Regions from separate parts of the Homo sapiens genome. Here region 2 is linked to region 1. Evidence: read pairs that join two places in POLR2A ChIA-PET (ENCODE). Cell type or tissue: IMR-90. All regions are shown on one strand. Each heading gives the region's core, and the rest is flanking DNA. Links, peaks and the distances in the headings are about the cores only. Region 1 overlaps MANBAL (mannosidase beta like). Region 2 has its middle 38 kb from the start of NNAT.

What was found. Peaks named below come from ENCODE experiments on the same cell type or tissue, not always from the same donor. Only the 100,000 strongest peaks of a DNase experiment are listed, where the experiment ranks them.
Region 2: POLR2A ChIA-PET joins it to region 1 with 6 read pairs; 2 of 35 experiments call an interaction of 5 or more read pairs at or near these places.

The regions. Positions count from the first base shown.
Region 1 is chr20:37,293,468-37,296,389 of GRCh38, reverse strand. The region is part of intron 1 of MANBAL (mannosidase beta like); the gene reads right to left. Among named protein-coding and RNA genes, the nearest start is that of MANBAL, 5.3 kb to the right of the region's middle. In IMR-90, for the core only: no CTCF peak of the experiment used is centred there; DNase peaks (open chromatin) are centred at 1,219 and 1,579; H3K27ac peaks cover 1,473 bases.
Region 2 is chr20:37,481,317-37,484,238 of GRCh38, reverse strand. No RefSeq gene overlaps it. Among named protein-coding and RNA genes, the nearest start is that of NNAT, 38 kb to the left of the region's middle. In IMR-90, for the core only: no CTCF peak of the experiment used is centred there; no DNase peak of the experiment used is centred there; H3K27me3 peaks cover 883 bases.

The sequences.
Region 1 (2,922 bases), core at 211-2,710:
GCTACAGAAACATAAATAGTTGCTGTTAAGGTGAATAAGTCATGAGTTTTAATTTTTTGGAATGTTATGAAACAATAAAGTATCTAAGAAAAATCTATGCCCTACCTACTTCCTTCACAAGACTTTTGTTAGGGTATAATGTCATACTGTCCAATAAAGCTTTCTGCAGTGATGGAAATGTTCTGTATTTGTGTTCTCCAAATGGTAGCCACCAGCCACATGTGGCTGTTGAAAACTTAAATGTTACAGAGAAACTGAATTTTTCATTTTATTTAACTAATTAACAATAAAAAGCCACATGTGGCCAAAGGTTCCCTACTGGACAGCACAGGTGTAACAGGAGGGTGGTTGTGAAAAGGTTCTGGAAACATAAACTGCTCTACACACACTGTGCGCCGTACGGCTCTCATCTAGTTCTCTCTGCACCTCTGTGCTTTACTTCCCAGCCCTCCTGCCAGTATTTCTGGGCTTTCCTTTCCTGATGACCAAAGTCAAACAAGTCCTATTCATCCTGCAGATCTCAACTAGGAGACACCCCTTCGACTGGCTGTGACAGGTTTTGTTCCCTGGCCATTGTTCCAGCAGCAGCAGCAGTCGGCAAATGAACGGCCAGGTGTTGCGAACAGCACTTTACAGGCAGCAACTCGCATACTTCACCACCACACTGGGAGGTGGTATTACTAATGAGGATGAGGAAACCAAGGCTTGGAGAGGTTATATGACCTACCCAGGGATAACCTGGCTGATAAGTGGCAAAGGCAAGATTCAAAGGGGCTGGCTTCCCCAGAGTCAGGGCGCTTACCCAGTATGTCAATCGTTTTCAAACTGCAGGCTGTGGCCCATTAGTGAGCCAGGAAAACCATTTAGGGGGCTGCAACCAGCATTTTTTATTAGCCAGCACTTTATTTAAGTAGGTAAATAACAATAGAAAATATCAAAGAGTATCACATTAAGGGCCGGTATTATATCCTGAAGCTTTTTCAACATCCATCTACATCTGAGCATGCATGTGCTGGATCAAATTTTAGAATGTTATTTCTTATTGTTTGAGAAATATTACACTGGAATCTACTGTTTTCTATTTGATCCATTGTAATCTCTTGAACAGCAAGGATCTTGGGTACATCTTGAGTTTATTCCAGGTCCTGACTCATAAATATTTGGTAAATGACTAAGCCTATGCCTCTGTTTCCCACCTCGAAAGCAAGAGCAGATGCCTCAACCAACAGAGTCATCATTTAACGACAAGGAGGAGCTGAGAGGCCACGAGGTTTCCCTAGACTCTCCTGATGAGTCAGGGCAGAGCTGCTATCCTGGTCTCTAGCCCTGTCCTGCTCCAGACTTGCTTACAGGTAGAGGTTTTTATACACCAGGGGACTTTCATACCCCATCAGAATTTAACAAAAGGTGCATAATTAATTATTACTGAACGTGGCAAATAATTTCATGAGGTTACTGGACACTGCGAAGTTCACCCCTGAATGCCAGACACTGGTGACGTAAGACATTAATTCATTGGACAAATATTTATTGTGAATCTACTATGTGCCAGGCACTGGTCTAATCCCTGCCACGGAGTTTCCATTCAGTTAGAAGTACTCACATACACACATACACATGCAATGTCAGGGGTGAGTATTACAATACATACAGGAAGGAAGAAGAGGATAGTACTATTTAATATGAGGTGGTCGGGGAAGGGCCTCTCTGCAAAGGTGACATTTCAACAGAGGAAAGAAGAAAGCAAAGGAAGAAGTCATTTAAACATCTGCCAGAGTATCCCAGGATGGAGGGACGGCAAGGGCCAAGTCCCTGAGGCAGGAATAAGCATCATGATCAAGAACAGTCAAGTAAGCAAGCTGCAGGCCATTATGAGGACTCTGGCCAGTCTCTGAGTGAAAAGGGAACTACTGGAAGGTTCTTAGCAAAGAAATCACATGGTCTCACTCATTTCAAAATGATCCCTCTGGCTGCTTTGTTGACAACAGACTGTAGGGGACAAGACTGAAAGCAAGGAGACCAGTGAAGAGGCTACTTTAACAGTCAAAAGACACATTTGCACCAGGGTGGTAGCTGTGGAGGTGGTAAATTCTCAGCTTACAGATATATTTTGGTGAAGGCCAACAGGAATGCTGAGGTGAAATCTGAAAGAAGTTAAAAATAATCCCTGAAGAAGGGGAAACTATCCTGTATGACACTATAATTAGGAATACAAAATATTAAGCATTTGTCAAAACCCAAAAATCTTGACAGCACAAAGAGTAAAGTTTAATGTATGCAAATATTTTTAAAAAGACATAGGAAGGCCATCACAGTGGCTCACACCCATAATCCCAGAACTGTGAGAGGCCAAGGCAGGAGGATTGCTTGAGCCCGGCAGTTTGCGACCAGCTTGGGCAACATAGTGAGACCCAGTTTTTAAAACACACCAACATACACACGCATGAAGTCAGGGTGTTCCAGGATGGAATGCAGAATGTGACATTCTGAATCCAAATGTATTAAACAACTTCACTGAAAGGGTAGTGGGGGAATAGGGTGCTGACCTAAGTAACTTTGAAAACGAGTGGAGCCTGTAAGACTGAAGGCAAAAGGAACTGCACGTACACACTGTACTCTAGCTGATAAGTTGTTTCCCACAGGGGATCGGGGGAGCAATTCTAAAACCACCATACATGTATGCTAAATGGAACAATTAAGTAAATGTATGGTGAATGGTGGGAGTCGGGTTTGTCACAGGTGGAGTGGGAGGTTACAGACAAGCAAGAGAAGGAAGCTAGAACACAGGTCCCCAACCCCCAGGCCACAGACCAGTACCAGTCCATGGCCTGTTAGGAACCAGGCCGCACAGCAGGAGGTGAGCAGCAGGTGAGCAAGCGAAGTTTCTTTTATATTTACAGCCGCTCCCCATCACTCACATTA
Region 2 (2,922 bases), core at 96-2,595, 190 kb before region 1:
CAGAGGCACTGCAAATGAATGGGGGCAGGCAGGGGGAATGAAGTGATTTGTCACTTAGTGAGGCTGGAAAATTATTTTATCTATTTCAGAAACGAAAAGCAATTATTTATCTCTCTTTATACCAACCACCAACATCAATGTCCTGTGATTTATTTAAATTTTTTTCAATTTTTTTTTTGTCTTCTTTACTTTTTAATTGATGTCATCTTTTCAGTAAGTGTCAGGTGATTTTTTTTTTTTTTTTTTTTTTAGACAGAGCTTCACTCTTGTTGCCCAGGCTGGAGTGCAATGGCATGATCTTGGCTCACTGTAACCCCTGCCTCCTGGGTTCAAGTGGTTCTCCTGCCTCAGCCTCCCAAGTAGCTGGGATTACAAGCACCCGCCACCATACCCGGCTAATTTTTTTGTATTTTTAGTAGAGACAGGGTTTCGCCATGTTGGCCCGGCTGGTCTTGAACTCCTGACTTCAGGTGATCCGCCTACCTCAGCCTCCCAAAGTGCTGGGATTATGGGCATGAGCCACCATGTCCGGCCATGTCAGATGATTTAAATGCAAAAAAAAAAAAAAAAAAAAGAAAGCATAGTAATAACTAGAAAAAACTGGAAATGATTCATTATCCAAACTATGGTCGAGGAAGGCCATTGTAGCATTTACAGCAATACAGAGAACTGTGCTGGAAAATATAAATATAATTGACTATAGGAAATGTAAAGCTTCTGTGTGTTGGAAATTCTCATAAATAAAACATTCACAGAGGCAGTAAGAATTTTCATAATGAAACATTGGGGTGATAAAAGGCTGTAAGAGCCCATTTATGAAAGATGAAGTTCAAAAGTCAAATTCAGTTGAAAATGTTGAACTTACTCATAATAAAATAAATGTAAATTTGAATGCAGGGATACCACTTTTGGCCCATCGAATGAGTACTTTACAAAGCAAGAGCTCACAGAGCTCATTCAGCCCCGGTGGCATGGGCCCTCTCTTGCACAGCTGGCAGGACTGTGAAGTGGCAAAATCTTTCTACAAGGCAATTTGTTTAAGATGTGTGAAGAGCCTCAAAAAGGTTCGTACTGTTTGACTCAGTAATTCCATTTGCAGGAAGCTCATCCCAAGAAGTGCTCTAAAGCAATGCCCAAAGATTTCTGCAGAAAGATGTGCACTGTGGCTTTAGGTGTCATAGCAAAAAAGAAAAAAGGAAGTTATCAAAATCTTCAGCTCCAGGAGAACAGTTAACCAAATTATGTTCCATTCATTAACTGGATTATTAGGCAGCCATTAAACATAATAATTACAAAGGAAGTTGACTAATATGGGGAGATGTTTAGCATATAATCAATGGAAAAGGATGGTGCAAAATTACATACAATGAAAGCATCTATTGTAAATAAATGCATTAAAAAGGCTAAGAAGAGATGTGCTTTTCCGGCGCATTTTTACAGAACTTGACAATGGATGTTGGGATTCTTGTCAAGATGTTTTAGTTCTTCATGACTTACTTCTCTCCAAATTTTCTGCCATATTTGGATATCGCTGTTTTTATGATAATATATTTCATTTTTCCCTTATTTATTTTGCTTAGACTGTTAGAGAAATATGATAATATATTTCAAAAGTGCAGAAGAGAACAAGAATAACATAATGAATACAATATACTCACCATCTAACCAATATAATGAATACAATATACTCATCCATCCATGTATTTCTTTTTACAATAGAAAAAGAAGAAAAAAATAAGAGCTAGGTCTTAAGGAAACGGTACCTGCATCAGGCAATTTTTGAAGGGGTGAGGGCTTGGAGGGGTTGGGCAGGAAAGGAAAGAAAATGGTTCTGCATGAGGAGGCTGCCTGGGTGGGCCTTCTTCAAAAAACCTCAGAGCTAAAGAACAGGGAGGGAGCTTCAGGCTCCTGGTGACCAATGTCCATCATTTGAAATGCCCTTTCTAGTATATGGCAAATTCCCTCTGGACACAGGTCAAATCCTGAGCTCCTCAGTTCTGTAGGTCAGTGTGTCTATCCCTGTGCCATTGCCACACTGTTTAATCCTTTTGTTGCTTTGTCGTATGCTACCTAGTAGGGCAAATCCAGTCCTTTTTCCCCTACTGTGTTCCACCACTTGTTTTTCTTTCTCAAAATTATCTTGGCTATTCTTGCCCATCTCCTGTACCATATGACTTTTAGAATCAGCTTATTAAGTTCCATTAAAACATCCTAGTGGGATTTTGATGGGAAGACATTGAATTTCTAAATTAATTTTGAGAGAATTGACATCTTTACAATATCAAATGTTCAGGACCCTAACATTTTAAGGGTGGTTGAGTCAGAGGTTCTGATTAATGAGACTGGGAAGGAAAAGTCGTCATAGAGATGGGTTAAAAACAAGGAGAGGGTGTTGTCATGGAAACCAAGAGAGCCCAGCATTTCGAGAAGGCGAGAGTGATCAACAATATCAAACCCTGCAGAGAATTCCAATAAGACAGGGTTGGAAAAACACCCACTCAAGTTGGTAATTAGGAGGTTATCGGAGCCTTCAGCAAGAGCAGTTTCAGGGGTGTGATGGAGCAGAACCCCGACTGCAGTGCCTGAGGATGATAGATAGTCAGTGAAGACAGCCCTTTTACAGAAGTTTAGATAATTAAGTTTTGATAATTAGAAAAGTTTAGAGAAAGATTGTCTGGGAGCTCGAAAGTGAGATGTGGAGTCAAGAGAAAGTTTTCAACTCAATTCCACACATATTTTTTGAGCACCTCTTGTGTGCTGGCTAGTTGTTGATGAGACCATGTGAAAAAGACAGACACACATCCCTGCCCATGTGGAGCTTATTGTCTAAAAGGGGCTCCTGTTGCTTCCCCTAAAAGGGGAAACAGATGTGAATTAATTACATGAATAAAAGGATAATTAGCAACACTGATACTCATGAAG